Regions from separate parts of the Homo sapiens genome. Here region 1 is linked to region 2. A link is an interaction called in ENCODE POLR2A ChIA-PET data of the cell type or tissue named here. Cell type or tissue: OCI-LY7. All regions are shown on one strand. Links, peaks and the distances in the headings refer to the core of each region. The heading gives the core; the rest is flanking DNA.

What was found. ChIA-PET counts read pairs that join two places held together with the same protein. Peaks named below come from ENCODE experiments on the same cell type or tissue, not always from the same donor. Only the 100,000 strongest peaks of a DNase experiment are listed, where the experiment ranks them.
Region 1: POLR2A ChIA-PET joins it to region 2 with 13 read pairs; 2 of 35 experiments call an interaction of 5 or more read pairs at or near these places.

What each region holds. Positions count from the first base shown.
Region 1 is chr4:94,715,040-94,731,748 of GRCh38, forward strand. No RefSeq gene overlaps it. Among named protein-coding and RNA genes, the nearest start is that of BMPR1B-DT, 34 kb to the right of the region's middle. In OCI-LY7, for the core only: no CTCF peak of the experiment used is centred there; a DNase peak (open chromatin) is centred at 7,922.
Region 2 is chr4:94,280,978-94,297,686 of GRCh38, forward strand. It overlaps SMARCAD1 (SNF2 related chromatin remodeling ATPase with DExD box 1), which reads left to right. Exons shown (of 24, transcript NM_020159.5): 21 at 495-613; 22 at 2,144-2,326; 23 at 3,983-4,092; 24 at 8,496-10,315. The coding sequence ends at 8,557. Among named protein-coding and RNA genes, the nearest start is that of HPGDS, 54 kb to the right of the region's middle. In OCI-LY7, for the core only: no CTCF peak of the experiment used is centred there; no DNase peak of the experiment used is centred there.

The DNA of each region.
Region 1 (16,709 bases), core at 3,551-11,550, 440 kb after region 2:
AGCTATGTCCTTTAGCGTCACTTCATTCCAGAATCAGCTGCTTCTTTATTGCAATACATTGTGCCTCTTTCTTTATTTGGTGGCTTGATGAATTTTTCTTCATGTTGGTTTTTACTATTCTTTTTTTTGAGCTGGAGTCTGGCTCTGTTGCCCAGGCTGGAGTGCAGTGGCACAACCTTGGCTCACCACAACCTCCACCTCCCGGGTTCAAGCAATTCTCCTGCCTCGGCCTCCTGAGTAGCTGGGATTACAGGCGTTTGCCCCCATGCCCGACTAATTTTTGTATTTTTAGTAGAGACGGGGTTTCACCATGTTGGCCAGACTGGTATCAAACTCCTGATTCAAGTGATCTGCCCTCCTCAGCCTCCCAAAGTGCTAGGATTACAGGCGTGATCCACCATGCCTGGCTGGTTTTTACATTTTTTATTTTATTTTATTTTATTTTTTGAGACAGAGTCTCACACTGTCGCCCAGGCTGGAATGCAGTGGCGCAATCTCGGCTCACTGCAAGCTCTGCCTCCCTGGTTCACGCCATTCTCCTGCCTCAGCCTCCTGAGTAGCTGGGACTATAGGCGCCCGCCACCACGCCCAGCTAATTTTTTGTATTTTTAGTAGAGATGGGGTTTCACTGTGTTAGCCAGGATAGTCTCGATCTCCCGACCTTGTGATCCACCCGCCTCAGCCTCCCAAAGTGCTAGGGTTACAGGAGTGAGCCACCGCACCCGGCCGGTTTTTACATTTTTTAAAAAACCTATGATAGGCAGCTGTAGTAGAATAGATAAAGGCATAAACTCTAGAGCCACACTTGCTGGCTTCAAGTCTCGCTCTTTGCTCAATGAGACTGGGCGTGAAGCTATTTAGCTTCTATGTTAGTTTTCCAGTCTGTCAAGTGCCTTCCTCAAAGCGTTGCTGTTAAGATCAAAGCACTTAATGCAGATAAAGCTTTTAGAACCATCCCTGGCATAGAGTAAGCACTTAGTGAATGTCAGATAATCTTTTTATTTTTAATGCAGTTATCTTTGTTAAGTATTAAGCAGCAGAAAATTCTTTTCAATCTATCTCCTTAAGCCAGAAGTCTCTGGTTTTATTCTTTAGCTTAATGTTTCCTAATATTCTTGAGTCTATGATATATATATGCAGCCTGACTGAATGGCACAATGAGGTTATTCAGAGGTAATATCTATTGGTCTAAACTTTCTACTTCAAACTCCCCAAATCATGTAAACATGCCCATTATTCTCCTTTTTCATTTTGTCCTCTTCTCACAAAAACTCTGTCAAATGTCAAAAGTGAAGAAATCCACGACTTTGGAGTTTATTAAGCCTTAATCTTCTCTGGTATATAGTATATGCTCCAATTGCTGTTTATGGAATAAAGATACTGAATCTAAGACTTGCTCCACAATTGTTGGAATACTGACACCCTCTAAGTATCATTTGAGAGCTCATGCTATTATTTCATGGATTGTGCATCCTAAAAAGAACCAATTTATGTAGTTACCTAGACATCACCTTTTATCATTGCATAAGTTAACATATCTTTCAAAATATATTTTTGGCTTTTCAAATATCTCACCCATGCCAACAATCCCTAAATGGTGGGCCCTACAAGTATACTGCATATGGGTTACACATGGGCAGTCATATTGATCCCTCCCAATGGCTGGACTGAGGCTGGAAAGCTGGAATGCCCTGCTTTTGGACTTTTCTACTTAGCCCTACAACAATGGTCATTTCTTATGTATGCCATAACTTGGAATAAGTTGGGGTGAATAGAGGGATTTATGCAGTCAAGAGATCAATTATGCCAAAACACAGAAGCTCTCAAGTAGACCCATGACTTTGGAGAGTTTATGAAGTCTTAACCTTCTCTGGTATATAGTATATGCCCCAATTGCTGTTTACTGAAGAAAGATACTGAATGTAAGACTTGCTCCACAATTGTTGGAATATGGACAAATGATGGGTTTGAGAAGGTTTATAAAACTCTTAAAATTGTGTGCAAACTTTGTGCATGTGTTTTTCTGAGGGTGTGTAACTTTTGTAAAATCTTTAAAACAGAGTTTTTCAAAGTGCAATTTGAGGTCCAGAATTATCTGAAAAGAATGTTGTTAAAAATAGATTCCCAGGAGCCATCTTACTGAATATTAAATCACTTTAAATGAGTAAAATAAAATCCTTGACTTATGTCCAAATTTTTTATTACTGCATAAGTGTTAATTATTTTTATTAAGTGGACATTGGTGTAGTATTTGTGTCAAAATCAGGAAAAAAAGAATTGATGGTTTTTATTTGTCAATGAACTCTGAATTTATTGATAATATCAAGCCATCAAAAGTTAATAAGATCTGTTGCTTTACTGATAAAAGTTTTATATATAGAATAAGATAAATGAAAATTTCCTTTAATTCTTCAGAGATTATTTCACACTTAAGAGTATGTTCCTTCTCAGAAACTTTGATAGAAAGAATAATTTTAGCTCACATAAAGAATAACTTTCGGCTGGGCATGGTGGCTTACGCCTGTAATCCCAGCATTTTGGGAGGCCAAGGCGGGCAGATCACCTGAGGTCAGGTGTTCCAGACCAGCCTGGCCAACACTGCGATACCCCATCTCCACTAAAAATACAAAAAATTAACAGGGCGTGGTGGCAGGCACCTGTAATCCCAGCTACTTGGGAGGCTGAGGCAGGAGAATCGCTTGAACCCAGGAGGCAAAGGTTGCAGTGAGCCGAACTGCACCACTGCACTCCAGCCTGGGTGACAGAGTGAGACTCCATCTAAAAAAAAAAAAAAAAAGAATAACTTTCTCTCAGTAAAAGCTGCTTAAAGATGAAATGGGTCATTTTGGGGAACAACAAGTTTCCAGCTCACTAAGAGTGGTGAAACATAAAGGGCAAGTTCACTTCTAGGAATACCGTAGAAGGAACTCAAACATCAGGACCATTGACCTTCTACTGTTCTATTTATCTTGCCTCTGTGTCGCAGTATCTTTTAATCTTGACAAAATTCTTATTATCTTGAAAAAGGTAATACATACTCATTGTAGAAAAGTTGGAAAATATAAACCAGCAGGGGAAAATAAAAAAGTTTAACTCTATGTTACCCATAGAAAATTGCTGCTAACATTTTATTTTAGACTCCTCTAGTCTTTCATAGACATATAGATTTTAGAAATTTTTTTACATAATAGAGTTATATTGTGCCTTAGCTAACATCCTACTGAATGGGGAAAAATCAAAAGCCTTTCCTCTATGAGCTGAAACAAGACAAGGATACCCACTTTCACTACTGTTATTTGACATAGTACTACTATAAGTCCTGGCTAGAGCAGTCAGACAAGAGAAAGAAATAGAGGACATCCAAACTGGAAAGAAAGAAGTCAAATTAGCCTTGTTCACAGATGACCTGATATACTGAGGAACACCTAAGATCCCCATCAAAAAACTATAAGAACTGATAAACAAATTCAGTAAAGTTGCAAGATACAAAATCAACATAGGAAAATTAGTAGTATTTATATATGCCAATAGCAAACAAGTGAAAGATCTATACAAGGAAAACTATAAAACACTGATTAAAGAAATTGAAGAGGACACACAAAATGATGAAAAGATAGTTCATGCTCACAGATTGGAAGAGTTAATATATATATATATTTTTTTTCCTTGAGACAGAGTTTCACTCTTGTTACCCAAGCTGGAGTGCAATGGTGAGGTCTCAGCTCACTGCAACCTCTGCCTCCTAGGTTCAAGCAATTCTTCTGCCTCAGCCCCCCAAGTAGCTGGGATTAAAGGCACCCACCATCATGCCTGGGTAATTTTTATATTTTTAGTAGAGACAGGGTTTCACCATGTTGGCCAGGCTGGTCTCAAACTCCTTACCTCCTGCCTGCCTCAACCTCCCAAAGTGCTAGGATTACAAGCGTAAGCCACCATGCCCGGCCGAGTTAATATTGTTAAAATGACAATTCTACACAAAGCAATTTATAGATTCAATGAAATCCCTTCTGAAATACCAATGACATTCTTCACAGAAATAGAAAAAAAAATCCTAAAATCTATGTGGAACCACAAAGGACCCCTAATAATCAAAGCAATCTTGAGCAAAAAGAACAAAACTGGAGGCATCATATTACCTGACTTTAAAATATACTACAAAGCTATAGTAATCAAATTAGCATGGTACTGGCATAAAAACAAACACCTAGACCAGTGGAACAGAATAGAGAATCCAGATATGAATCCAGATATTTAGAGCCAGCTCATTTTCAATAAAGGTGTCAGGAACAAAGAATGGGGAAAAAACATTCTCTTCAATAAATGCTGCTGGGAAAACTGGATATCCATATGCAGAAGAATGAAACTAGACCCCTATCTCCCATCATATACAAAAATCAAATAAAAATGAATCAAATGAATCAAAGATTTAATCTAAGACCTGAAACTGTGAAACTACTAGAAGAAAACATTGGGAAAACACTCCAGGACATTGGTCTGGGCAAAGATTTTTTGTGTAAGACCTCAAAAGCATTGGCAACCAAAGCAATAATGGACAAATGAGATCATATCAAGCCTAAAAGCTTCTACACAGTGAAAGAAACAATCAACAAAGTGAAGAGACAAACCTATGACAAGGGATTAATAACCAGAATATTTAAGGAGCTTAAACAACTCAATAGCAAAAAATTCCAAATAATCTGATGTAAAATTGGGCAAAAGATCTGAACAGATATTTATCAAAAGAAGACATACAAATGACTAAGAGATATATGAAAAACCACCATGAGATATCATCTCACCCCAGTTAAAATGGCTTTTATAAAGAGGAGAGGGAGCTGGGCACCACAGTGGCTCATGCCTGTATCCTAGCACTTTGGGAGGCCAAGGCAGGCAGATCATCTGAGGTTACGGGTTCAAGACCAGCCTGGCCAATGTGGCGAAACCCCGTCTTTACTAAAAATACAAAAATTGGCCAGGCATGGTGGCGCATACCTGTATCCCAACTACTTGGGAGGCTGAGGCAGGAGAATTTCTCAGACCTGGGAGGCAGAGATTGCAGCGAGTGGAGATCGCACCACTGCACACCAGCCTGGGAGACAGAGTGAGATTCTGCCTCAAAAAAAAAAAAAAAAAAAATGACAGGGAATAACAGATGCTGGCAAGTATGTGCAGAAAGGGCAAGCCTTGCACACCGTTGGCAGAAATGTAAATTAGCACAGCCACTATGGAAAACTGTATGGAGATTCCCCAAAAAACTAAAAATGGAACTACCATATGGAACTACCATATGATTTGGTAAGTCCACTATTGGGTATATATCCAAAAAAGAAATTTAAAAAAAGGAAATCAATATATCGAAGAGATATCTGCACTCCCATGTTTATTGCAGCACTATTCATATAGCCAAGATTTGGAAGCAACCTAAGTATCCATCAATGGATGAATGGATAAAGAAAAGGTGGTATGTATACACAATGGAATATTTTTCAGCCATGAAAAAGAATAAGATCCTGTCATTTGCGGCAACACAGATGGAACTAGAAGTCATTATTTTAGTGAAATAAGCTAAGCTCAGAAAGACAAATACTGCATATTTCTCACTCATGTGGGAGCTTAAAAAGTGGATCTCATGAAGATAGAGAAGATAGAGTAGATTGGTGGTTACCAGAGGCTGGGAAGCACAGAGGGGTGGAGAGATGAAGACAGGTTGATTAATGGGTGTAAATATACAGTTTGATAGAAGAAGTAATAACTAGTGTTTGATAGATCAGTAAGGCGATGATAGATTACAATAATCTATTGTATATTTCAGAATAACTGGAAGGGAATAATTTTTAGTATAAAGGCAAGCATTTAAGGTGACGGATATCCCAATTAAGCTGATTTGATCTTTACAAATTTTATGAATGTAGTAGATTGTCACGTGTTCACCAAAACATGTACATCTACTATGTATTAATAAATTTAAAAAAGAAAAGAAGAAAAAAATTATACTGTGCCTAATAGTTTAGAAATTACTTTTCACTTAGTATTGATATTCTCTATATTTTTTAGAATAACATTTTTAATGTCAACCTCTTATTTTATCTTATGGATAGTCATGTGATAATACTCTAATCACTTTCTCATATTGAATGTTTTTTTTCTTACTCTTTGCCATTATAGACATCATTGCAATAAATATCTACATGTATTTTCTGTCTTAATTATTTGGATATCTATTATGTATATTCTGTCTTAATTATTTGGATTTCTGCATTAACAACTTGGTCTCAAAATAAATAAATAAATAAATAAAAATAGAGACATACATGACTGGGTAGTTCTGGGTTGGAATCTCCTGTAAGGTCGTAATCAAGATGTCACAGAGTCTGCAGTCACCTGAAGTCTTGTCAGAGGCTAAAGACTTGGCTGTCATGATTGGCTAGTTAATGTTGATTTTGGCAGAAGGCCGCAGTTCCTCCCCTCATAGATCTGCCCACAGGCTGTTTGAGTTTTCTTACAACACAGCAACTCACCTCCCCCCAGAGCAAGTGATGTGAGAGAGGGAAAGCCAGATACACAGATGCAAGCTGGGTTTTTTTTTTTTTTTTTTTTTTTTTTTACAATTTAGCCTTCAAATTCATATGGCAGCAGCTCCTTCACATGGTATCCTTTAGAAGTTAGTCCTCACTAAGTCTGGTCCACATTCAAGAGGAGAGGAAGGCCGGGCACGGACAGTGGCTCACGCCTGTAGTCCCAGCACTTTGGGAGGCCCAGGCGGGCGGATCACGAGGTCAGGAGATCGAGTCCATCCTGGCCAACATGGTGACACCCCGTCTCTACTAAAACTACAAAAATTAGCCGGGCGTGGTGGCGCGCTTGTAATCCCAGCTACTTGGGAGGCTGTGGCTGGAGAGTCTCTTGAACCTGGGAGGCAAAGGTTGCAGCGAGCCGAGATGGCGGCACTGCAAAAAAAAGCGGGGAATTAGGCTCCATGTTTTTTTTTTTTTTGGAGACAGGGTCTCGCTCTGTCGCTCAGGCTGGAGTGCAGTGGCATGATCTCTTAGGCTCCATCTTTTGAAGGGAGGAGAGTAAAACATTTTATAGACACATTTTAAAAACCACCACTACAGCTAATCTTCAAATAAATTTCTATAGGTGGGACTTGAAGTTTCAAAGAATATGGAACATGTGAAGGCATCTTATACAGTACCTATTTCTGAATTGCCCTTCAGACAATTTGTATTCATTTATACTCTTCTAGCAGTATATGTAGTTTTCTACTTCCCACAGCCCTAGGAAACACTGTGTATTGTTTTTAAACACGGCCTCTGCTTCTTTGAGAATTAGAAAAAAGTGCCTCTTCCTCTGGGCAGGCAGATGCACCCACTAGGGTATATGGCTTTGCAAAAGGACTGCCAGCTGGGTTCTAGCTCCCCCAAGTCTGCTGGGCTGGGCGCCCTCTTGCAGGCCTCAACCCACACAGCTATACTCAGTGGCCTTACTGAAAGTCATGTGTTTTTCTTTTTTTCTGAACAATGCTAAAGTTCACATTTGTCCTTTTCTACTTATTAAAGCAAATTTGATTTTTCTTCCCATTCTAATGATTAAAAAATGGCCCTAATTTTCCAGTTTAAATTTATTATCATAGATAATAATAATAAAAATTTACTTCCTTAACAAAATATCGTATACACATTTTATTAAATTGAGCTCCGTTTTTTATCCTTGCTTGCCTTGTCTCTAGCCACCTCCTGTATAAGGATAGGGCTGTGTCATTGCCTTATGACAAAATTGTCTGTAGAAGTGATTTTTCAGTTTGTTATGATACAGGCAAGGTTGTAGAATGCCAGCCAGGAAAGTTAAGTGTGTACTTATAAGCATCAATTGCCCTTGACCAGATTCACAGCTTCTGCTTTTTTTTTCTTTTTTCCACTTTCATTTCCTGTAAGGGGAGATGTGATAAACCACAAAACTGGCCGTGAATCCTACACCTGCTAAAACTTGCCATTTGGATCCTGGCACTTACGTTTTATAAAATATACAAGCATATTTATGCCAGTTTACATAAGAACACAAGAGCCTATTCACATGTTTTTCTATTAGAAAAAATATTTAAATTATGATTTTTATGCTGCCTAAACCAAGCTCTACTTAACATCTATTTTAACATAACCCTCTCTTGTATATTCAGCCTCAATTTCTTGGTATTTCTTGATGTTTTCAATTATCGCTCATTTTGTGTTCTTTTAAGTTTGAAAAATTTTGTCATGAACTGATAAAAAAAGGTTTTATAATTAAAGTTTTGGGAACCTTGACTAATGTAAATGTGAACGATACTGTTAAAAAGTTTGACTATTTTGATTGATCTCACCACAGTCGTCATTTTTTTGTATTAAACTGACCATTCAGTTTAATCATAAAAAGCAAAACTGTTTATGTTGTTAGCATAGTTGAAGCAAGAATCATAGTTGCTATTTCCACCTCCAATATTTGGGTATGATATTATCATATTCAGTTCTTCATTAAATCTATGCTTCATGATAGGTGTTAAACAGCAACAAGAGCTCAGATTTACTTCCATAAAGCTCAGGGGAGGTATAATCAAAACATTACTTAAAATGTAATTGCTTTTCCATCATAATATTTAAAATTGAGAGATCACTTTTCCAGGTGTCAAACAAACATTGAGTTTTAAAAAGTGTCAGAGTCACTAACACTTATCAAAATGCATTATTTATATCAAATAATTAAAAATGAATTTCACTATCCCCAAATCACAGAACCTTCTTCTTTACCAAAAAAAAAAAAAAAAGGATTACCTCTAAACAGATACACAAGTTAAATAATTTTCATGAGAGTGAGCAAATTCTAATGTTTAAAACACAAGGCCCACTAATGGGTTAGAATTCATTCTCACATAATTTCATTTGATCATTAGATCAAGCAATACTATTTTAATTGTAATGAAAATATCAATTCTCAATATCATCTTTTTAATTATAGGATCAGAGATATTTTTGCCTCTAAAATGTCACTGTCTTTTCTTAGTTGTCAACCTGGACTTTATATCAGGACAGAGAACGGTGTAAGAAAAAGCTTTAAAGTGGGCCAAGAGTTTTGCTAAAATCAATTTCTGTTAAAGTGCTTTCTCATTTATCACCTCTGAAAGGACATTTAACAAAGGCCTTCTGATGTAACTTTTGTCAGAGTACCAGGTAAACTGCGGATTAAACATTAGCTTAGTCTAGAGACGGAGTCTTGGAGAGGGAGGAGCAGTTTTCAAACTTTAATAGATGTGAGGAAATGAATTTATTTTGTTAAGTAGTGAGCTTCTTTTCCTAAAATAAAAATCTGTCACTTGGAGCTTAACAGTTTCATGTCCAGGGTGAGAATTAGAGTGTGAAGCATGATCCAGGGTATTAAGATAGTTAAAGGCTAAAAAAATAGATGGGTGGATCACTGGAAATATCCTTTCCAATGCAATAGTATAAAAAGTTTTATGTGTACTATGAATCTGGAATATTTGGATCTTGTGGGAAAAGTTGACTTTGTTGGCAGAGTATCCTGGTTTTTTTCTTCTTGTTTTTATGTTGTGTTGGTTTGTAGGACTGAAACTGAACTTGAAAGTGAAGTGGAGATTTTACATATGTGGACAGTAATACATTTCTGTGAGGCATTTTCAGAGGTTTAGTTGTATCCATGTAAGTGATCAAAGTCCAAGGGCAAAACAAGAAGATTTAAGAAGAGATGCCACCTGTATCAGATTATCTCAATACTTAAAGTTGTTTTGAGATACAAAGAATGTATCTGAATAAGACCCTCTGTTTTCAACCTTGGCAGTGACATTCTGTGGGTAGACCAAATTAGAGGTAGGCAGTATGTTGGAACACAAAAGAAAAGGCTATGCCTCCACCAAAACTGACTGCACCACCAATTTTATTGGAACTTTTTCTTTTTTAATACCACTTGGAATTTGGAAGGAAAGTAAGAAAATCTTTTCTGTTTTATCACTTATGCTGGATGTGGAGTCCCAAAAAAAGAGCACCCAAGGGGATTTTAGTATTTATTTCTGCTTACACGAGAATATGAATAGGGTAAGAAAACCTGTGGGGGTGTGTGTGTGTGTTTACCCCCAGAAGTGGCTGTTATTCATCATGAGGGAAGTGTTGGATGAGATGCTGCACAGAGGGAACTCTATGATTTTAGACAACACTTCCAGGTAAAATACATTGACTTTTATTTATTTTTTGAAAATGCTTTAAAAATATATATAGCATAGTACTGCGACATATTAGGTGCTCAGTAAATGCTTTTGAATAAATTACAGCCCAGCTTCCTTGGGGTCCCTCATCTGTTACACTAACAGCAGGAATTCACTCCTTTTTCCACCTGCAGGACCTTCCAGCCCTCTTAATGTCTCACCCAGCTATTTCTGGGAATTTGAAAGGAATGGCTTCTTTGTGCTAAAAAGTAGGTCCACCATGGTGATTACTCCAGCCCCCTTTTGATTTTTACTGATTAGAGACTGCATGAAGAGACCAACATGGCAATACTAATATCTCTGCTCAGGATGCAGTCTTCTGATTTGAACAGGGCTGCCAGGAGAGCTGTGTAGGACAATAGAGATTATGCCCTGTACAACCCCAGGGCTACCATTTCCTTACACTCCAACAGAATGGCACTCCCTAGAATTGTGCCACAAGGTGGCTATGCTTGCACACACAAATACACATGCCCTGGGTATCAAAAAATGGCATGATACTCTGTGGAGGCCACTATATACTGATGCTGTGTGTGTGTGTGTAGAAATGGGGAAAGTACCCTCTCCCTCTCCCCCCTGACTCCCTTGGACACCTGAGCACAGAAGTAGTATTGTTTGTGTCCTGTCCCTCCCCAGACAGCAACTTGACCATCTGGATACAGTCCCTCTATACATAAGACCCCATCAAATGTGCAGTGGAATCAAGAGTCGAGAAAAGTAGTTTGCTGTCTGCCTTCTCCTGACCCTAACTTCATGTGCCCATGAAGAGCTTTTGCTCAACTTTAAGTGACCTAACGTGTCTGTTTACTAGGCATGCCTGTTATGTTGGAGTTTCAGTTTGGGATCCAGCTGGGACCTTTGCTAGAAGTTGATTGAATGAGTAAATGAGTGAGTGAATGGGTTTTTGTATCCATACATGTATATTACTTTCTTTATTAAATAAACTTGTTTTGTGATGGGAAAAAAATAAAGCCTATTTGTGGTATTAGTTGCCATAGTGGAGTTTGAAGCTGAGCTTTTTCATCAATATCTGTTGGCAAGATAAGTTAGTTATTCGTATGTTTTCTGTTTATTTAGACTCTCTCTCTGCCTGATAATTACATGGAAAAGTTTGAGTTTGATAAACAATCCTCACAAAAGTTCCTAATAAACTGGCCATTGAATGGACAATAGGAGATAGCCCAAAGTGCTCTCTAGAGGAATGCTAATAATTTTCTGAGTTCTGCTTGGTTTGCTTTAAATGATAGAATACCTAAGGGTCCCTAGGGCATCTTTAACATAAGTAATTTACTTTTAATTTAAAACAAAACCCTGGTTACCCTTAAGCCACAGGGGGAATTGTTGTTTTCTAGTCAGGGGTGAAATCACAGTTCAATCACCCTGTTGTTTCTAAAAGCTGTAACCTCCTTAAGGGAAGTGTCAGAGCCTCCAGCCAGAGGCTGATCTGCATTCACACACCTACTCAGTACAAGGGCCTATGTCCCACATAGTCTCTGGATACAGATTATAGAGGACAAAATGGAATTTTGCTTTCTCAGGTAGTGTCTTTCTTTTTCTTTCTTTCCCTTCCTTTCTTTCTTCCTTTCTTCTTTTCTTTTCTCTTTCTTTCTTCTTTCTTTCTTTCTTCTTTCTTTTTCTCTTTCTTTGTTCTTTCTTCTCTCTTTCTCTTTTCTTTCTTCCTTTCTCTCTCTTTCTTTCTTTCTATCCTCTTTCTTTTCAAAAACAGAAACGTGGCTTACAAGTATGTAGTTTCTTTTTGAAGCACAGTGATTCTAACTACTCTCTACTACTTCTTATTATCTCCCAATTTACCATAGATACACAGATTAAATTGATTGAAATATTTTGAAAAGTACTTCTATGTTACTGATAGATAAAAGTCTAAATTCTTCAACCTGCTAAGAAGACCCTTCTCAACGTGGCCTTCACTTCCCTTTCCAACTGTTTTCTAACATCTCTGGCTCTATAGCCTACGTCCCAGACAACACAAACTTAATGTCATTGCCCATACATCGTGCTGATTCAGACAGGAGACAGGGATATACTGGGTAGAAGGGGGCAGTTCCCTGGCAAAGGCCCCACCCTCAAGCCTGGAAACCTGTGGCCCTAAATGGGAACAGGTATTCCTGTTTTCGTGTCCAAATGTCTTTTGGTCCACCACGCCCCCCTATCCTGCACCCATATAAACCGCAAACCGCAGGCTCCATAAGCAGATGAGCACACAAACAGAAGGGTAGAGGAGCAGAAGAGCAGCACAGCAGAGAAGGAGAGAAGAGAAGGAGTGTCCGAAAGTCAAGGGGAGTTTGGCTGGGGACGGTTAGAGAGGAGATGTGTTTGGGACAGCTTAACTCCAGGGGAAGATCATCTTCCCACTCATTCCCTTTCCAGCTCCGCATCCATCCGCTGAGAGCCACCTCCATCACCTTATAAAATCCCTGCATTCACCATCCTTTGAGTCTGTGTGTGACCTCATTCTTCCTGGACACCAGACAAGAACCTGGGTACCAAGAGGGCACTGAGCTGGTTAACTCTTAAGCTGTTTGCAGACAACAGAGCTAAAAGAGCACTGTGGCATGCCCACTGGGGCTTCTAGAGTCACAGGCACCCACCCCTAGATGCTACCTTGGGGCCGGAGCCCAAAAGCACTTGCCCGGCTTCCTGCACCTGCCTGTCGGTGTGCTCCCATCCTGTAAAGGATTTGAGCATTCAGCGGCCAAGCAGACAAGCCACACCCCTGTTGCACATCCTGTAAGGGGGGGTCAGGGAATGCTCCTGTTTCATCACAACACACTCTGTGACACTGTGCCTGCTATTCCTTCTCTTCTTCATGTAACACAGTCTTGTTCATCCTTAATAACTGGTGATCTTTAGGGTCATTTACAAATGGTCAGTTTCTCCTGCTTTCAGGCATTTGGTAAGATCGCTCTTTTCCCATCCCATTTTAAATTAGATGTGGTCATGTGACTTGCTTTTTCCAATATGTGGTGAGCAGATGTGCTGTATTCATCAGGCAGAAATTTCCTGGCAGAAGTTTCAAGGGCAAGGGTTGCCGAGTTCTCTCCCGCTGCTCCAGCTATCATGAAGTTACCTGTTGAGACGAAGTCTCTGTCACCAGGGGCTCCTAGTGACTGTACTGAGCAGTAGTTTCCTGCTAACTGGAATTGGATGTGTAACATGAGTGATGTGTAAAACTTGCGCATGTATTAAAGCAACGGATGCATTGGTGGTGTTTGTTACCATGGCATAACCTCACCTAACCTGACTGACAGAACAACACAACCAAATTCAAGTGTGACTTTATCTAGGAAGCCTGCTCCTAGATAACATCTTTCCCACAATGACCTGTTAATCACAATTTTCTTGGTGACTTCATAATGCTTTTTCCATAACTTCATTGTTACGCTTGCCACAGTGCTTAGGGATTTTGTTTACATGACTCTTTCCCCTATCATGCTTTGAACACCTCAAAAGAAAGACCAGATCTTAGATACCATACCCACCCTTTCTCATTTTTTGACACATTGGTTGGCACATGGTTGCTATTTAATGACTATTTTTAAATAAATGAGAAAAAGGACAATCAGGAAAGCCATTTTCCTTTTCTGATTAGAAAAGATTTTTTAACAGCTTAAAGAAGCTGTTAAAACAGAGAAAATAAGTTCATCAAGTTATCAGACCAACCCTTTTGTTATTGTTCATGTGAGGTAAAGAATGTATTAAAATTATTTTAATATCTGTTTTGTCCTGAAATAATTTCAAAGGATGATAGTTTGGTAGTCAATAATTTCATTGATAATGTAAAGATCATCACCCAAATCTCTCTCTTTTTTTTTTTTTTTTGAGATGTATTCTTGCTCTGTCGCCCAGGGCGGTGTGCAGTGGCACAATCTCAGCTCACTGCAACCTCCGCCTCCTGGGTTCAAGCAATTCGTGCCTGCCACCATGCCCGGCTAATTTTTGGATTTTTAGTAGAGAAAGGATTTCACCATGATGGCCAGGCTGGTCTCGAACTCCTGACCTCAAATGATTGACCTGCCTCGGCCTCCCAAAGTGCTGGGATTACAGGCATAAACCACCGTGCCCCGCCACCCAAATCTGTATGTTATAATTAAGTTACACCTTACTTCACTCACATTAAGTTAATCATTAGTATTGTGGTTTCTTATGGATCTTTAATTCATTCGGCAAATATTTATTGACTGTTGTGCTGCATCCAGTGTTGTGCTAGGCCCTGGGAATGTACAACTGAATAAAACACAATTCCTGACATCAGGGAGCTTATAGCTTAGTGGGGCAGAAATACAAACAGGTAATTATAATACAATGTGGCACAGGCAATGATTGAAGTACATGCAAGGTGTTATTTATGAACACAGAAGAGACATTAGTCCTGTCTGAAGAGTTTAAATCAGGAAGATAACATGATCACATTTACAATCCAGCTATTTTCTTCTGGTTGTTAGGTTACTGTTTTCTGTATGACGTGCAATGGTTATAGAATGGAGAGATGATGGCAAAATCAGAAGGTCTTACTGATTGCGTTGATGTGGGAGTAAGAGTTGGGAGGAAACAAAGATGATACCCAGGGTGCTAACTTGCATGATTGAGTATATGAGAATGGCACAGATTAAGACAACAGAAATATAAATAGATTTATGTAAAAGTTAACAAAATGAGGTGGACAGGTTCAGTCTGATGTATGGGTGAGGTTTTCAGATTCTATATCCTTCAGAAAATTGAAAATACACATCTAAAGTTTAAGAAGATAATGATGCTGGAGATATGGATTTGGGGTTACTAACAGACAGCTGATACCTTGAGAAACTAGCATGTAATGAGTGGCAAAGGAAACAGGAGAAATTCAGACATATTAGAGCTGTGGTTCTTATCAGGATAGGTACTTCCTCAAAGGGGGGCATTTTTGGTTATCACAATGATTGGAAGTACTATTGGCATTTAGTATCCTTCAATGAAAAAACATTTCCATACAATTAAGAATTAATTAACATTGCACGTCTTTTGAATCTCCTGCTGGACAGTAGGTAAAAATCTGTTTATAATTAACTGAATGTGGAAGCTTACTCTATTTTATATGTAAACAGAGGATTTTATTTTCAAGGTTTCAATATACATTGATTTTTTTTCCAGTAATGTAAGTACCTGATAAATAATTGCACTTTCTTTTTTTTTTTGAGACGGAGTCTCAGTCTGTCACCCAGGCTGGAGTGCGGTGGTGTGATTTTGGCTTACTACAACCTCTGCCTGCTGGGTTCAAGTGATTGTCCTGCTTCAGCCTCCCAAGCAGCTGGAATTACAGGTGCCTGGCACCATGCCCAGCTAATTTTTGTATTTTTAGTAGAGACGGAGTTTCACCACGTTGTCCAGGCTGGTCTCGAACTCCTGACCTCAAGCTATCTACCCGTCTTGGCCACCCAAAGTACTGAGAATACAAGCATGAGCTACTGCGCCTGGCCATAATTGCACTTTTAATGTTTGAAACTTTACCAAGAGCTAATCACCATTTTGAAAAACCATATAATTGATAATATCCTTGGTATTTGAGTAACTCAACTATGTATCAATCTATATTGTAATTATCACAATTGATAGGTTCAAAGATATAGGTTCAATAACCTTAAAGATATAGGTTCAAAAAATCTGATTACAATACTTACTTATGTCTTTCAGTGTAGTTAAATCAAAGTATTTGCATGTCAAGATATGTACTAATTTTACAAATTACCTTATTTTCTTCATATTGGTTAAAACACTTTATTGTGTATTTTTAAACATATGTAATGTGAAGATACATTACTAGTTACCATAGGATCCTAAATGGGGCATCACAGGATGTAGAGTATAAAGAAGGAGTATGGTGACACACAGAGTGGATAAGCTGTCTCCAAAATCTTAAAAGGACTAAAAGCATTGTCCTTCTTTCTTAGGTGTGGCAGATATGAGATGCAATAATTTGTCCTTTATTTTTGAGGGGATAGCCTTATATGTCCTTAAAAAAAAGTCACTGTAAACTTTAAGCTCCTGAACCTTCAACCTTCATAAGGATTATTTCCCATCATCTGGAATGTATTTATCTTTTTTCTTTTTTTTTTTTTTTTTTGAGAAGACAGTCTTGTTCTGTTGCCCAGGCTGAAGTGCAATGGTGCAATATCAGCTCACTGCAACCTCCGCCTCCCAGGTTCAAGCAATTATCCTGCCTCAGCCTCCCAAGTAGTTGGGATTGCAGGCGCACACCACCACACCCAGCTAATTTTTGTATTTTTAGTAGAGATGGGGTTTCACCATGTTGGTCAGGCTGGTCTTGAACTCCTGATTCAAGTGATCCACCTGTCTTGGCCTTTCAAAGTGTTGGTATCACAGGCGTGAGCCACTGTGACAGGCCAGAGTGTATTTATCTTGCTAGGTAGAGACTTCTGCAACATCCTTAAGAAAGATTATAAGGGCC
Region 2 (16,709 bases), core at 1,886-9,885:
AAGTTAGTAGACTGTATCTGTATTGATGTTTTAAAAAAATCTTAATTGTCATTATTTCATAGGTGACAATCTGTATGTGTGCTTCAAAATTAGTTTTTAAAGACACTATTTGTTAGTTATTTAAGTAATGCTGCCGTTTATGTGTGAAATAGCCTAAATTTGTAAAATCACAGTCCAGATAATACATACATAAGCAGTTGTCCACATTTTCCGACGTTTTTCTTATGAAAAGGAAGTAATTTAACTGTTCTTAAAATCAAAACTGAGAGCTAGCTTTTAGCCCTGAAGTTAAGGCAGTTTATTCATATATAGGCTGCAATAAGACATACGTCTTCGGTATTACTGATTTGTATTAAAGAAGCAGTTTATCACAGAGAATTTTCTGCAAATTTATCAACATGATATAAGTAACACTTCTAACTGTTTAAACCTGTCAAGGCTTTGAGTAGTAAAACGATTTTTTCTATTTCTAATTCATGTATGTATTTTCACAGGGTGATAGAGTTGTGTTATTTAGCCAATTTACCATGATGCTGGATATCTTAGAGGTTCTATTAAAACATCATCAGCATAGGTACCTCAGATTAGATGGAAAGACTCAGATTTCTGAAAGGTTGGTATAATTCATGTTAGTTACAAAAAAATAACTCATTTATTATTATTGTTAGGATTTTAATTGTCTAACAAACAATTGATAGTATTTTGTTGTTTTTATGTTTGATTACTTCAAATCATTACCTTAAAATAAGAGTAATTTCAATGGTCAGGCATGGTGGCTCACGCCTGTAATCCCAACACTTTGGGAGGCTGATGCGGGCGGATTGGTTGGGCTCAGGAGTTCAAGACTACCCTGGACAACATGACAAAACCCTGTCTCTACTAAAAACACCAATAGCAACAACAACAACAACAAAAATAGCCAGGTGTGGTGGTGCACGCCTGTGGTCCCAACTAGGGAGGCTGAGGTGGGAGGATTGTTTGAGCCCCGGGGGGCGGAGGTTGCAGTGAGCCAAGATCGCACCACTGCACTGTAGCCTGGGTGACAGAGCGGGACCCTATCTCAAAAAATAAATAATTTTCTTTTAAATTTTCTTTCTGAATTACATGCAAATACGTTTTTTTGTTTTTTTTTTTTTTTTTGAGACGGAGTCTCGCTCTGTCGCCCAGGCTGGAGTGCAGTGGCGCGATCTCGGCTCACTGCAAGCTCCGCCTCCTGGGTTCACGCCATTCTGCCTCAGCCTCCCGAGTAGCTGGGACTACAGGCGCCTGCTACCACGCCCGGCTAATTTTTTGTATTTTTAGTAGAGACGGGGTTTCACCGTGTTAGCCAGGATGGTCTCGATCTCCTGACCTCGTGATCCGCCCGCCTCGGCCTCCCAAAGTGCTGGGATTACAGGCGTGAGCCACCGCGCCCGGCGCAAATACGTTTTGAAACAGCTATTAGAATTGTATTTTTTATGGTTTTCACCTTTAAATTTTTTTCAAAGTCTAAAACACCTTATCTTTCATCAAGATTGTTTTAAAATCTTTCACATTTTAAGGGTAATTAAAGTTTTTTTAATTCCCAAAGGTTGTAAAGATTGAGCTTAGTAAAGAAGGGATTGTCTTAATAAGGACGGAATTGTGTAGTATGTTTAAATTGCATTATATATTTTGATTTATTTTTTTTCTGTTGGCCAGAGTGGTTTTTTCCCACCCGCATTAGACTAAAGGTAAAAGTAATGTTTTTTTTTTTTAAAGAAGAGAATCCACTTACACAATTTGATCATGAAGTCCTTGATTCATCAGAAATGTTGTCTGCCAGTAGGAGCCGATATACTTCTGAGAAGGTTAAAGATTGAAAAGCCATACACAGAATTTAGCTAAGCCACAAGTTTAAAAAGGACAAAATAGTCATTTAGGAATTAATTGAATCTGAATAGTTGAATTGAAGTAAGAGTTGGTAGGGGTAGCAATATCGTAGAAAAGAAGTTGGGGAATTGAGGAGGCTCTTCAGTGATATAGCCAGAGGAGAAATAACTGCAATACTAAGAGATGTACATACATCTTCAGGTTTCTTTTTCATGTGATAATGATTGTTTTCCATTTTAATTACATTATACAACTTTTTAGTGAGATTTAACCTAATTTGTTTATCTTACAGGATTCATCTAATTGATGAGTTTAATACCGATATGGATATCTTTGTGTTTCTGCTATCAACAAAAGCTGGTGGATTAGGAATAAATCTGACTTCAGCAAATGTTGTTATACTTCACGATATTGACTGTAATCCTTATAATGACAAACAAGCAGAAGATAGATGCCATAGAGTAGGCCAGACTAAGTAAGTGTTTTTAGTTGGAATGTATTTTTAATTCAGTGCCACTTTAATTTGTGTAGACCATTAGAATATAGTGTTGGATGTCCTGCCTTAGTTTTTGTTTTTTCGGCAAAGCATGGCTACTGATGTATTTTATACCAGCAGTGTTGAACATCAACTGCACTACGTAACCCTTCCATTTTCTAGTAATTATCCACCCACATTCCAAATAGTTCTGCAGTTCATGAAGTATTAACAATTGACGGCCGGGCGCCGTGGCTCACGCCTGTAATCCCAGCACTTTGGGAGACTGAGGCGGGCGGATCATGAGTTCAGGAGATCGAGACCATCCTGGTTAACAGGGTGAAACCCCGTCTCTATTAAAAATACAAAAAATTAGCCGGGCATGGTGGCGGGTGCCTGTAGTCCCAGCTACTAGGGAGGCTGAGGCAGGAGAACGGCGTGAACCTGGGAGGCAGAGCTTGCAGTGAGCCGAGATCACCACCACTGCACTCCAGCCTGGGCGACAGAGCAAGACTCCATCTCAAAACAAACAAACAAAAAAATTGTCTACCCCTTTGAAAAAGATGAGTAATTAAAAAAACTTGCTTGTTAGATCAGTTAAGTCCCAGACAAACTTGGTAATATACAAACTTGCTGGGCTGTCCTGTTACCCTTTAGGAAGTAAATTGAGTTGTAAATTATTTTAGATGAATGGTACATTTTGACATTGGTCACAGCACTGTAAAGAGGTGAAGATAGCCGGGCACGGTGGCTCACACCTGTAATCCTAGCACTTTGGGAGGCGAAGGCGGGTGGATCACGAAGTCAGGAGATCAAGGCCATTCTGGCTAACATGGTGAAACCCCGTCTCTACTAAAAATACAAAAAAAAAAAATTAGCCAGGCGTGGTGGCAGGCGCCTGTAGTCCCAGCTACTCGGGAAGCTGAGGCAGGAGAATGACGTGAAGCCGGGAGGCGGAGCTTGCAGTGAGCCGCGATCGCACCACTGCACTCCAGCCTGGGTGACGGAGCAAGACTCCGTCTCAAAAAAAAAAAAAAAAAAAAAAAAAAAGAAAAAAGTAATTTCCATCTGAACACAGAACTGTTTGTTGTAATGTAGTTGTAATGTTTTGTTTTGTTTTTGAGACAGAGCCTCACTCTGGCTGGAGTGCAGTGGCACCATCTCTGCTCACTTCAATCTCCACCTCCCAGGTTCAAGCAATTCCCATGCCTTAGCCTCCCAACTGCTAGGATTACAGGTGTGTGCCACCACACCCAGCTAATTTTGGTTTTTGTTTTTTTTTTTTTTCGTTTTTTTTTTTAAGTGGAGACAGGGTTTTGTCATGTTGGCCAGGCTGATCGGCTGATCTCGAACTGCTGGCCTCAAGCAATCCACCTGCCTCAGCCTCCCAAAGTGCTGGGATTAGAGGCATGAGCCACTGTGCCCAGTCAGTAATTTACTTTAAATACAAATATCTTTCTCTTTTCTTCCATCTGTAGGAGTGTCTAAAAGTTAAATAGTCAGAAAATGTCAGTCTCAAGTGGCTTAAATAAAAGAATTTAAGGATATGTTTGTCGTAATTTTCAAAGTATTCTTTTTGAACTCTTAAATATAGTTTACATATATCCAAATAACTATATTTAGTAACCAATGGACATATTTTGTATTTTTTTTTAGAGAAGTACTAGTTATAAAACTAATAAGCCAAGGGACGATTGAAGAATCCATGCTAAAAATTAACCAACAGAAATTGAAACTAGAACAGGATATGACTACAGTAGATGAAGGTGAGTTGTTTGTAAGCAGAAACTTCAATATTTATCTATATGACCATGCATCTAATTAGTCAGTGCAAGAGGATGACAAAGATGGCTACCTTAACTAGCTTACAGTTTAGGGATGATGTGTGATGTGGGAGAAGGTAAGCATGTTTATTTCAAAATACTAAAATAATTTTTTTGAAGTTTCTTAAGTTCAAAATTTTTATTTTTGTATATGTTTTTGAAAAGAATATGTTCAAAACTCAGAAATGAAAGAACAGACGCCTCCTAGTCGCCCCATCTCCCAACTTCCCCAATAGAGGTGACAAGTGTTAGCCTTTTGTTTTTGTGTGTGTGTGACCAGTTATTTTATGTGTATAAAAATAAACACGTGTTCTTTCTTTTATGGGAGAAAGGGTGCATGTCAACTTACGATACACTCTTCTGCATCTTTTCTTATTTAATGTTAAATTAATTGGAAATAAGCAAGTTTTTTCATTCTAATTCCTAATATTGATAATTGTTCATTTTAATTTAGCAAATTTCTGTTCATGACAGACACTGTTATGTCTGTGTTATATTAGGCACTCTGTTCTGTAAAAATCAATATACTTTAATCTGTCTACAGCGAGAGAGAAGTGCGTATGATCAAATAATTACTAGTCTTTCTTGCGTAGCATTTATTTCAGGGTGCTGTGGAAGCTTGGGGAGGTGGGCGGTAGAGAAAGTTTGAGTAAGAAGCAACTGAGATCTTTAAGAGTAAGGATAAGTAGAGTGATCATAGTTAAACAATTAGCAGTCATTACTAGGCTTTGTGTGCATGTGGCAACTTGCCAGTTTCAGGTTGTCCAGGAAATACAGTAAAGTGAATGCATAAGGCAGATTCTCTTTGGGCAATGTTTTCCTTATTATTTTGGTAGGGCAGCTTTTAGAATTTAGTAAAGCATTTAAATTCTTTTTCAGCAATACTAGCAAATATCCAAATATATGGATTTTATTCTAACAAGTTTCTAAATATAATAGAACCATAATAGTTGATAAAATTAACTATAAGTCTTTTCTTATGGGCTAGTTCATTTCCTCAGAGGGAAATTTTTCAACCTCCTGTGAAGTGAAGAGAGGTAGGGAGAGAGGTGGTATGAGAATGGCCCTGAGAAATGAAGGAGGGAGGTTTGTTCTCTTATTTAAATATTAATAGTTAATCTGCCTGTTTTCAGCAGCCTCTTTCTTCTCTTCTATGACAAGTCCAGAGTTCCTCAGACTCATGTTCTCCAAAGAGAATAAACCTTCAGTTTTATACATTTGGAGCAAATGGCTGGCTCTCTTGGGCAAGCTTTAGACATCTTACCTGTTCAAGCTGATTATAACTTCATGTTTCCCATTTACCCCCATTTCCTGAGCTTTGAAGGTAGAAGGGTAAGGATTCTGGGTGTGAACTAGCCTTGCATTTCCCACCTGCAGACACTTAAGCTTTTACTTTATTATCGAAAATCAGTTTCCATTCTTTCATCGTTTTCTTTCAAAAGTTGTAGACAACTCTCTGTCTGCTGTTGTCTTTTTCTCCTATTCTTTCTCCTTTGTCTAATTCCCTTACACTTTTTTCTCCCATCGTATTTTAATGGTATTATGGGTGATGGGAACAGAGGTGATGTGTATGTTTGATCATTTTCAGTCATAATGTAAATTATTTGTATTTGTATAAATTTGGTCAGTCTAAAATTTTGCCTGTTATGTTCACCTACATTGTCTGTTAAAATAGCAGTGTATTTTTAGCTGTGCTCTCAAGCCAATAGCTTTGAAGTGTTTAGTTATGAAGAATCCTGCCCTCTCCTTACCACTTTTTTCAGAGTCTTGCTCTGTCGCCCAGACTGGAGTGCAGAGGCGCAATCTCCGCGCACTGCAAGCTCCGCCTCCCGGGTTCACACCATTCTCCTGCCTCAGCCTCCCAAATAGCTGGGACTATAGGTGCCCGCCTCCATGCCCAGCTAATTTTTTGTATTTTTAGTAGAGACGGGGTTTCACCGTATTAGCCAGGATGGTCTTGATCTCCTGACCTCGTGAGCCACCGCGCCTGGCCTCTCCTTACCACTTTTCCTAGAAGTTTTCCTCTATCTTGTTAAAGCTGTTTATATGTGTTTTTCCCAGTGTGTATTTTATTTGCTAGAATAAGGATGTAATGGCGTCTCTTATTTACTCGTTTAGCTGTAATCATTTGTCTTCAGCTGTGTCCCGGGTTTCATTTAGGTAATTTTGACACTGGACTGATGATAATACATGTATGCCCTTCTTTCCATCTCTCACAGTGAGGTCCTTTTCCTCTATAAACAAAAATGTATATTTGTAATTGACTATGTATTGCTTTTTGTTACCAATCTGTTTGTCCCCTCTTACATGAAACTATGAAAGGTAAAGACCATGATTCCTCTCAAATATGCTTATCAGATTTTTGTGTTCCTAGAGCTTGCCTTAGTTGTTACCAGAGTACCAGCAGCAGGAGCAGCATCTCCTAAGAAATTGGCAATTTGAAATGCAAATTCCCAAGCCCCATTCTATACCTACTTAGTCAAAAACTCTGGCGATGGCACCTAATAATACTTGGTTTAACAGGCTATTGAAGTGATTCTGATAAAGCTAAAATCAGAGAACCACTGCTTTAAAATAAAGATTGTGTTTGGGTTTTTTTTCATTAACTTCCCTTAATGTATTAATTGTATTAATACATTTTTTACCTTTTGGAACTTTAAAAATATATATATATTACCACAATCATGACTACATACTTTTTGAATTTTTTTATTACAGAAATAGTCATACAAAAATGAAAGCAGTGGCTGGGCGTGTGGTTCATGCTTATAATGCCAGCACTTGGGGAGACAGGCGGGAGGATCGTTTGAGCCCAGGAGTTCAAAACCAGCCTGGGCAACATAGCAAGACTCCATCTCTATTAAAATATATATATATTTTTTTAATTGTTGAAAGTATAGTATGAATGAAAAATACAGCGATTTAACAGTTGTGACATTTGCAGTGTTTGTTTTTTCTACTTCTTTTTTCCCATTGATCCATAATAAAGTCAATTGTAAACATGGCAATTTATTTTCAATATCACAGCATATTCCTCAAAGTTGGTACAATACCATTGTAGCATCTAAGAAAATAAACAGTAATTTTCAGACATTATCATATATTATTCATATCCAGATTTCTCTCATTTGTCCCCTTAATGTCTTTTATAGCTTTCCTTAAAACACTAGGGTCCAAAGTTCACACACAGCATTTTATTGTATTCTGTCTTTAGTATCTTCAAGTTTAAAAGAATCTCCTTATTCTTTTCCTTCTTTTCTCTTCTCCCTGCATTCTTCCTAACATAGTATCAGTTTATATAGTAATTTATGAAGTGTCAATTTGGATTTTATGGGCTATTTTCAAGTCTGTGGATGAGCTTGGAAGCAAGGATGTCAGTGAACTGACATCCCTAAGAGTTGATGTACTATTTTGTGTTCCTGTGGATATATGTGTTTTGTTTTGTTTTTTGTTTTTTTAACAGAGAAAAGAAGAGTGGATGAAAGTACTCATAATTTTAGATTATAGCTGAGGTGTATATTTGTGAGAGAGGGGAGGAGGAGAGAAGTGGTTAGTTTTGCTACATTTCAGCCACATCTAATTTATAAAATTATTCATAGTTACAGATCTATCACAGATCAGCAAATATTTGAATTGCCACCTGTGCTGTTGTCACTAACTAGTAAATTAATCAACTCATCTCAAAATATTCTCAGTGCTAAATTGAATTAATCAGGGATGGCTAGATTATCTGCCACTGTGACACAAAGAGATTTAGAAAATCTCAAATAATTCCTGTAAGTGCTTATACTGGGGCCTCATTTAATTAAAATATAGGGCAAACATTGGATAAACCAGGTAATTTAAAGTGGCTAATTTAATCATCAGCTGGTATGCTGTGCTCAGAATGTTGTTTATATGTATACAGTGTGGGTCTGAGTCAGTGATTATATCTTTAGATGAAAAATAAGAATATAGATTGGTTTTCGTTGGTTTAGGTTTGGGTTTGTTATCCTTGTTTTCCCTACTCCATTTCTTACATAAATGTTTTTTATTTAGCAAATGTGAGAAGTTAAGTACCATGAATTAGATACGATCCAGTGTATTACCGTGTATTTTTATATAGCTTTATAAAATTGGAAAAATAACCTTAGATTGCTATGTTGGCAATATGAACAAGAACATAGAGGAAATAGCCCTAATCTAAGTAGAGCTTAGGAAAGTTTTTAACAGGGGTGAGTGACACTGAAGCAAACTAGCCCTTGAAAGATGAGTAAGAATTCACCAAAGAAAAAAAATAATTGAGACAATTTTTTTTTAAGTAAAATATTTTTATAAAGCTTTTAATGCTACTTTCTGACCTACAGGTGATGAAGGGAGTATGCCAGCAGATATAGCCACATTACTAAAAACATCAATGGGCCTGTGAAATAAGAACTGTGAACTCTCAATTGATGAGGAAATATCAACTTGGTGCACTCAAGGACATTTACATTATGATGACCATGGGGTTTATGAACATTTATAACTTTTTATAATTTCCATATTACATTTCTCATAGTATGGACAACTTTTTGCCACTAACTGAATTCTCCAAATACTCACACGTGAAATTTCAAAAAAGAAGCCACAAATATGTAGTTCTGAAGATGTTGAATAATCATTTTACAAAGCAGTTTTCTGAATGGGGATTAGTTGGTGATTGTTTGTAACAAATATGCTAATGCTTTAGAAATGTCAGTATTTTTGTAATTATTTCTACCTCCAAATATATATATATTGTCTTTCACTGGATAATGTGTGTAGATTTTTACATGTGCCTTATTTGACAATGCTTATGTCTTGTTTTTGCTTGTCTCATTTGAAGTTCTTTTTTATTATGTTAAAGAATGCAGCTGTATAGATTATATAGCTTTCATTTTATTGCTATTTGAAGCAGATGTTCACCAATGTCAGCAAGAACTCAACCTGAATTTAAAGGTGGCATTCCATATACTAACATCCCCCAGGTCCTCTCAAGTACTTCTGCTGAAACAAATTTATTTGGCTAGGCACTAAGTTGTTTTCCAGTGAATAGTAACTAAAGAAGCCCCTACCTTGCTCCATGGATTAATTCCTTCTGTTCATTTTCCAACTGCACTAATTGTGCATATTACTCTGCCTAATCTTGTGCATGTTTTCATTGATTTCCCTCTCCCGGCTTTTGCTTCTCTTGAAACTGTTGCCCAGTCACTTCTGCTCCAATTCTCTTCCTCTCTAAATAGTAGTTTATTACTGCCACATCTCCATGCATCAGCAAAATGTTGGTGACATTTTTCTAGCCTGGCAGAACAGATTACTTAAAGCTATTTCATTTCAAAGCAGACTGAATGTGACTTCATCTAAAGGCAGCATTAGGTACTGCATGGAAATAGGTCATTAACTTGAAACTCTTATCAAAATATATTTTACCAGTTTCCAGAATTTCCAGTACAGGACCGCCTGAAGAGAGAGCCATTGTTCAATTCCAATTCAGTGTGAGTGACAAAGTGAAATTTAGAAGTGAAGTTGTCTATTTGATATTTAACTCTTTATTAAATCTTTCTTTAAATTTCTGCCTGTCAGTCTATATTGCTGTTTTTATTATACATCAGTTTCTTTGTATAACTTGTGAGTTCCATGTGTTTTGTTTTTATTATGTAAATATCATTATAAATAAACTTATTTATAAATCAAAGATTTGTTAATTTTTGGAAATCATGCTTTTCAAAGCATCCTAACTTGCTAAGATGCTAGGTAGTACGACCCTCTGGATTTGGAAGGCAAATAAAACTCTTACAGTGATTATTTAGATATTAAAGACTGAGAACTCACGGCTTAACCCCAGTCTTGATGGTATATTGAACAGACTGAATATATTTTACCATTACAGGGCTAAAAGGAGTCTTCATGTGTTAATACTACCTCCTTGTACATCACTATACCCAAATCAGTTATTCAAATTGTTAGGAATTTTACCTTTTAAAATCTCATAATGGATATCTCATGTTTTCTGTATTAATGTATTTTCAATGATAGGCTGTTTCTTTTTTTGTTGTTATTGTTGTTGTTGTTATATCCATACTTTTATCTCTAATGAAATGTAGTTGGGTTCTTCCTGTAATGCGCTATTATGTCTTGGGCTTAATAAAAATATTTGTGATCATAAGTTGTATTTTCACACCCTTTTTAATAGTTTCTAACCCTTCCTCCTCCTACCCTTAAAATCATATAATATTGGGCACAAATGAGATTATCTTATGTGCTTAATATTGCCTGTTTGCCAGTAAATTGGAACTTACTACTTAGGATGTATTCTCATTGGTTCCTTCATTGGACTGATGTCAGTAAATACTGTAACCCATTATCACTACAGAGCAAATGAAGCGAGAGTTGGAGTAATATCTTGACCAACTGAAGCATTTTTTAAATGCAAGCTACACAAAGAAGACATGCCTTATGCATTTTTATAACTGTTTGGGACCCCCATAGAGTTTTAACTTTATGCCAGTAGATACTTACTTTGAAACATTACTGTAGTTCCTAACAGTTGGCATTATCGTGTAGTGGAGAGACGGGGTATGAGGAGATTTGGTTTCCATTTGTGTGACCTTACGTGTGATACTTCACAGTCCATAAATTTAAGGAATTCGGATTGTTTTAACTCTTACCAAAAATGTATTTTTGAAATTATAAATTCAATATGCAGTTCACTTTCTGCTTGACTTCACTCTCGCTTAGCCACCCTCTCTTTGTATAGAAGCAAAGAGACATTTAATTTGCATACACAATGGGATAATGGAATGTATTGTCCTTCAGCGCAAAAAGATTACCTAAAGGTTATAATAATGCTAAATATTTCCTTATGAAACTTGCTGTGGTTATACTTTATACTTGTATTATGATTTGTATAAATAGGATTATCTTATTTTGAATTTTCATAATTTTGTATAAGCATTGGATTATCACTTTTACTTAGTTCTGTCTTCATTAAAGCTTGATGTGGGGGAAATTTAGCTATGCAGAAGAGTGAAGAAAAGCTAACTACTTTTATTATCTAGAACATTATTTGCATTTCTTTTGTTAAAGGTAATTTTTCTTCAGATTGCCTGGATTACATGTTGGAGGGTTTTGAATGAGATTCACATACAACCTATTATCATTTACTTATAGCAACTAATAACAAGAAAATTTGATCCAAAGAATCAAGGTACTTAGAAAATACACTGTTTTTATGTGTAATCCTTAATAATTTATATTTGTTATTGTTGTTGTTGTTGTTTTGAGACAGAGTCCCTCTGTCATGCAGGCTGGAGTGCAGTGGCGTGATCTCGGCTCACAGCAACCTGTGCCTCCCAGTTCAAGTGATTCTTGTCTCGGCCTCCTGAGTAGCTGGGATTACAGGTGCCCGCCACCACACCCGGCTTATTTTTGTATTTTTAGTAGAGATGGGGTTTCACCATGTTGGCCAAGTTGGTCTCGAACTCCTGACCTCAAGTGATTCACCCTCCTCGGCCTCCCAAAGGCTGGGATTACAGGCGTGAGCCACTGCGCCCGGCCTAAAGTATTAGGTAACTTTTTTTTCAATTTCATAAAACATTGAGAGGAAAGAAACACCTTAAATAAGATCATACCTATCTGGGCTTTTCTTTTCCTCTTCTTTCTTTCTCCCCAACATCCTCCTCTCTTTTTTGACTTCTTAATTGTGAATAAAGCTTCTGTAAATATATGTGGACAGGTTTTTATGTGGACATGTTTTCAGGTCCTTGAAATAAATATCAAGGAGCACAATTGCTAGATTGTATGATAAGCATATGTTTAGTTTTATAAGAAATTGTCACTGTCTTCCAAGGTAGCTGTACCATTTGTACTCTCATCAGCAACAAATGAGAGTTACCCGTGCTCCACATCCTCGTCAGCGTTTGGTGTTGTCTGCTGTTTTGGATTTTTTACCATTGTGACAGTCATATAGTGGTATCTTGTTTTAATTTGCAGTTCCCTAATGACATTTTGTTGGGCACCTCTTCATATGCTTATTGCTACCTGTATCTTTGTTGAGGTGTCTATTGAGGTCTTTTGCCCATCTTTTGATCAGCTTGTTTGTTGTCTTATTGTTGAGTTTTATGAGTTCTTTGTGTGTGTGTGTGTGTGTGTGTGTGTGTGTGTGTGTGTGCAACATGGCTGTTTATTCCACCTGGGTGCAGGTGGGCTGAGTCCGAAAAGAGAGTCAGTGAAGGGAGATACGGGTGGGGCCGTTTTATAGGATTTGGGAAGGTAATGGAAAATTACGGTCAAAGGGGGTTGTTCTCTGGTGGGCAGGGGTGGATCTCACAAAGTACATTCTCAAGGGTGGGGAGAATTACAAAGTCCCTTCTTAAGGGTGGGGGAGATTACAAAGTACATTGATCAGTTAGGGTGCGGCAGGAACAAATCACAATGGTGGAGTGTCATCAGTTAAGGCTGTTTTTACTTCTTTTGTGGATCTTCAGTTACTTTAGGCCATCTGGATGTATACGTGCAAGTCACAGGGGATGCGATGGCCTGGCCTGGGCTCAGAGGCCTGACATTCCTGCCTTCTTATATTAATAAGACAAAACAAAATAGTGTTGAAGTGTTGGGGTGGTGAAAATTTTTGGGGGGTGGTATGGAGAGAGAATGGGTGATGTTTCTCAGGGCTGCTTCAAGCGGGATTAGGGGTGGCGTGGGAACCTAGAGTGGGAGAGATTAAGCTGAAGGGAGATCTTGTGGTAAGGGGTGATATTGTGGGGATGTAAGAAGAAACATTTGTCGTATAGAATGATTGGTGATGGCCTGGATACGGTTTTGGATGAATTGAGAAACAAAATGGAATAAGAGAAGGAGAAAAACAGGTATAAAAGGTCTAAGAATTGGGAGGACCTAGGACATCTGATGAGAGAGTGCCTAAGGAGATGCAGCATAGTCCTGCCAGCAAAGATTATTTATTTACTTCAAGAGTTTAGAGTGGCAGTTTGGGGATAGCACCAGGAGATATCAGCTGTGATGGCTAGGAGAAAGTGTAAACCGGCAGTGTAAACAAGAGCACGGCATGCATGAGTAGTTGAGAACGGTGAATAGGAGTATGACTAGACAAAAGATAGTAGGGATGACAAGTTTTTTGGGGGCACAGTCTAAGTTGGTCTGGTGTCAAATGAGACTGGGGCCTAATAAAAAGGAGCGTCTATACAGGAGCTTAAATGGGCTGTACCTTGTAGCATTCTGAGGACAGGCCTGAATTCTGAGAAGCAAAAGTGGTAAAAGTATTGTCCAGTCCCTTTTAAGTTGGTGGCTGAGCTTGGTGAGCTGTGTTTTTAAAAGACCTTTAGTCCGTTCTACTTTTCTTGAAGACGGAGGACCGTAAGGGATATAAAGGTTTCACTGAAACCTACTAAAAGCCTGAAAAACTGCTTGGCTGATTTGACTAATAAAGGCTGGTCCGTCATCAGACTGTATAGAGGTGGGAAGGCTAAACTGAGGAATTATGTTTGACAGAAGGAAAGAAATGACTGCGGTGGCCTTCTCAGACCCTGTAGGAAAGGCCTTTACTTATTCAGTGAAAGTGTCTATTTGGACTAAGAGGTATTTTAGTTTCCTTACTCAGGCATGTTGAGTAAAACTAATTTGCCAGTCCTGGGTGGGGCAAATCCTCGAGCTTGATGTGTAGGGAAGGGAGGGGGCCTGAATAATCCCTGAGGAGTAGTAGAATAGCAGATGGAACACTGAGAAGTTATTTCCTTGAGGATAGATTTCCACGATGGAAAGGAAATGAGAGGTTCTGAGAGGCGGGCTAGTGGCTTGTACTATAGCATAGCCTGCCTTTGCTGGTATGCGGCGATTAGGCCTGGTGGAACTGCCATCAATAAATCAAGCGTGATCAGGGTGAGGAACAGGAAAGAAGGAAATATGGGGAAATGGGGTGAATATCAGGTGGATCAGAGAGATACAGTCATGGGTGTCAGGTGTGGTATCAGGAATAATGTGGGAGGCCGGATTGAAGTCCGGGCCAGAAACAATGGTAATTGTGGGACTTAAAGAGTAAGTACAGCTGAAGGAGCCGGGGAGCAGAAAGTATATGCGTCAGGTATGAGGAAGAAAATAGATTTTGGAAGTTATGAGAAATGTAGAGAGTGAGTTGAGCATAGTTTGTGATTTTGAGGGCCTCTAAAAGTATTAAAGCAGCGGCAGCCGCTGCACGCAGACATGAGGGCTAGGCTAAAACAGTAAGGTCAAGTTGTTTGGACAGAAAGGCTACAGGGTGCAGTCCTGGCTCTTGTGTAAGAATTCTGACCGCACTAACCATGCCTAGGAAGGAAAGGAGTTGTTGTTTTGTAAGGGATTGAGGTTTGAGAGATTAATCGGACATGATCAGCAGGGAAAGCACGTGTGTTTTTATGAGAATTATGCCGAGATAGGTAACAGATGAGGATGAAATTTGGGCTTGACTGAAGTAATGGGGGCTGTCTGTGAAGCCTTGCGGCAGTACAGCCTAGGTAATTTGCTGAGTCAGGGCCAAAGTGAAAGCAAAGAGAGACTGGGATGAAGGGTGCAAAGGAATAGTAAAGAAAGCACGTTTGAGATCTAGAACAGAATAATGGGTAGTAGAGGGAGGTATTGAGGATAGGAGAATATATGGGTTTGGCACCACGGGGTGGATAGGCAAAACAATTTGGTTGATAAGGTGCAGATTCTGAACTAACTTGTAAGCCTTGTCTGGTTTTAGGACAGGTAAAATGGGGGAATGGTAAGGAGAGTTTATAGGCTTTAAAAGGTCATGCTGTAGCAGGCAAGTGATAACAGGCTTTAATCCTTTTAAAGCATGCTTTGGGATGGGATCTTGACATTGAGCGGGGTAAGGGTGATTAGGTTTTAATGAGATGGGAAGGGGTGCATGATCGGTCGCCAAGGAGGGAGTAGAGGTATCTTATACTTGTGGGTTAAGGTGGGGGGATATAAGAGGAGGACACAAAGGAGGCTTTGGATTGGGAAGAAGGGCAGCAATGAGATGTAGCTGTAGTCCAGGAATAGTCAGGGAAGCAGATAATTTAAAGTGTCTCAGCCTAATAAGGGAACTGGGCAGGTGGGGATAACTAAAAAGGAGTGCTTAAAAGAGTATTGTCTAAGTTGGCACCAGAGTTGGGGAGTTTTAAGAGGTTTAGAAGCCTGGCCGTCAATACCCACAACAGTTATGGAGGCAAGGGAAACAGGCCCTTGAAAAGAAGGTAATGTGGAGTGGGTAGCCTCCATATTGATTAAGAAGGGGACGGACTTACCTTCCACTGTGAGAGTTACCCGAAGCTCGGGGTCCGTGATGGTCTACGGGGCTTCCGAGGCGATCGGGCAGCATCAGTCTTCAGCCGCTAAGCCGAGGAGTCAGTCAGAGAGCCTTGGGCCAGAGTTCCAGGGGCTCTGGGAGTGGCTGCCAGGTGAGTTGAACAGTCCAATTTCCAGTGGGGTCCCGCACAGATGGGACATGTCTTAGGAGGAATCCTGGGCTGCAGGCATTCCTTGGCCTAGTGGTCAGATTTCTGGCACTTGTAGCAAGCTCCTGGGGGAGGAGGTTCTGGAGGAACGCCTGTCCGCTGCAGTTCAGGCATTTGGAAGTTCTTGTGTGCTGGAGATGTGGCTGGGGTTTGTCTCACAGTGGAGGCCAGGAATTGCAACTTTTTTCTATTATTGTACACCTTGAAGGCGAGGTTAATTAAATCCTGTTGTGGGGTTTGAGGGCCAGAATTTAATTTTTGGAGTTTTATTTAATGTCGGGAGCAGATTGGGTAATACAATGTATATTGAGAATAAGATAGCCTTTTGACCTTTTAGGGTCTAGGGCTGTAAAGCGTCTCAGGGTTGCTGCCGAACGAGCCATGAACTGGGCTGGGTTTTTATATTTGATGAAAAAGCCTAAACACTATCTGATTTGGGATAAAGAAAAAGGAGCATTAACCTTGACTATGCCTTTAGCTCCAGCCACCTTTTTAAGAATAAATTGCTGGGCAGGTGGGGGAGGGCTAGTCACAGAACGAAACTGTAAGCCAGACCAGGTGTGAGGAGGGGAGGCGATAAAAAGATTATAGGGTGGAGGAGTGGAGGCTGAGGAAGAATTGGGACCTAGCTTGGCCTGGCTAGGAGGGGAGAGGTCAGATGGGTCTGTAGAAAAGGAAGATTAGAAAGACTCAGCGACGCTTGGCGTTGGGACTGAGGGGACAGGCAGGAGATTTGGGACGAGTTGCATTGGGCACAGAGACTAGGAATGGACTGATGTGTAAAAGAATGCCTGGATGTCAGGCACCTCAGACCATTTGCCCATTTTACGACAGGAATTATTTAGATCTTGTAGGACGGAAAAATTGAAAGTGCCGTTTTCCGGCTATTTGGAACTACTGTCGAGTTTGTATTGGGGTCAAGCGACATTGCAGAAGAAAATAAGACACTTAGATTTTAGGTCAGGTGAGAGTTGAAGAGGTTTTAAGTTCTTAAGAATACAGGCTAAGGGAGAAGAAGGAGGAATGGAAGGTGGAAGCTTGCCCATAGTGAAGGAGGCAAGCCCA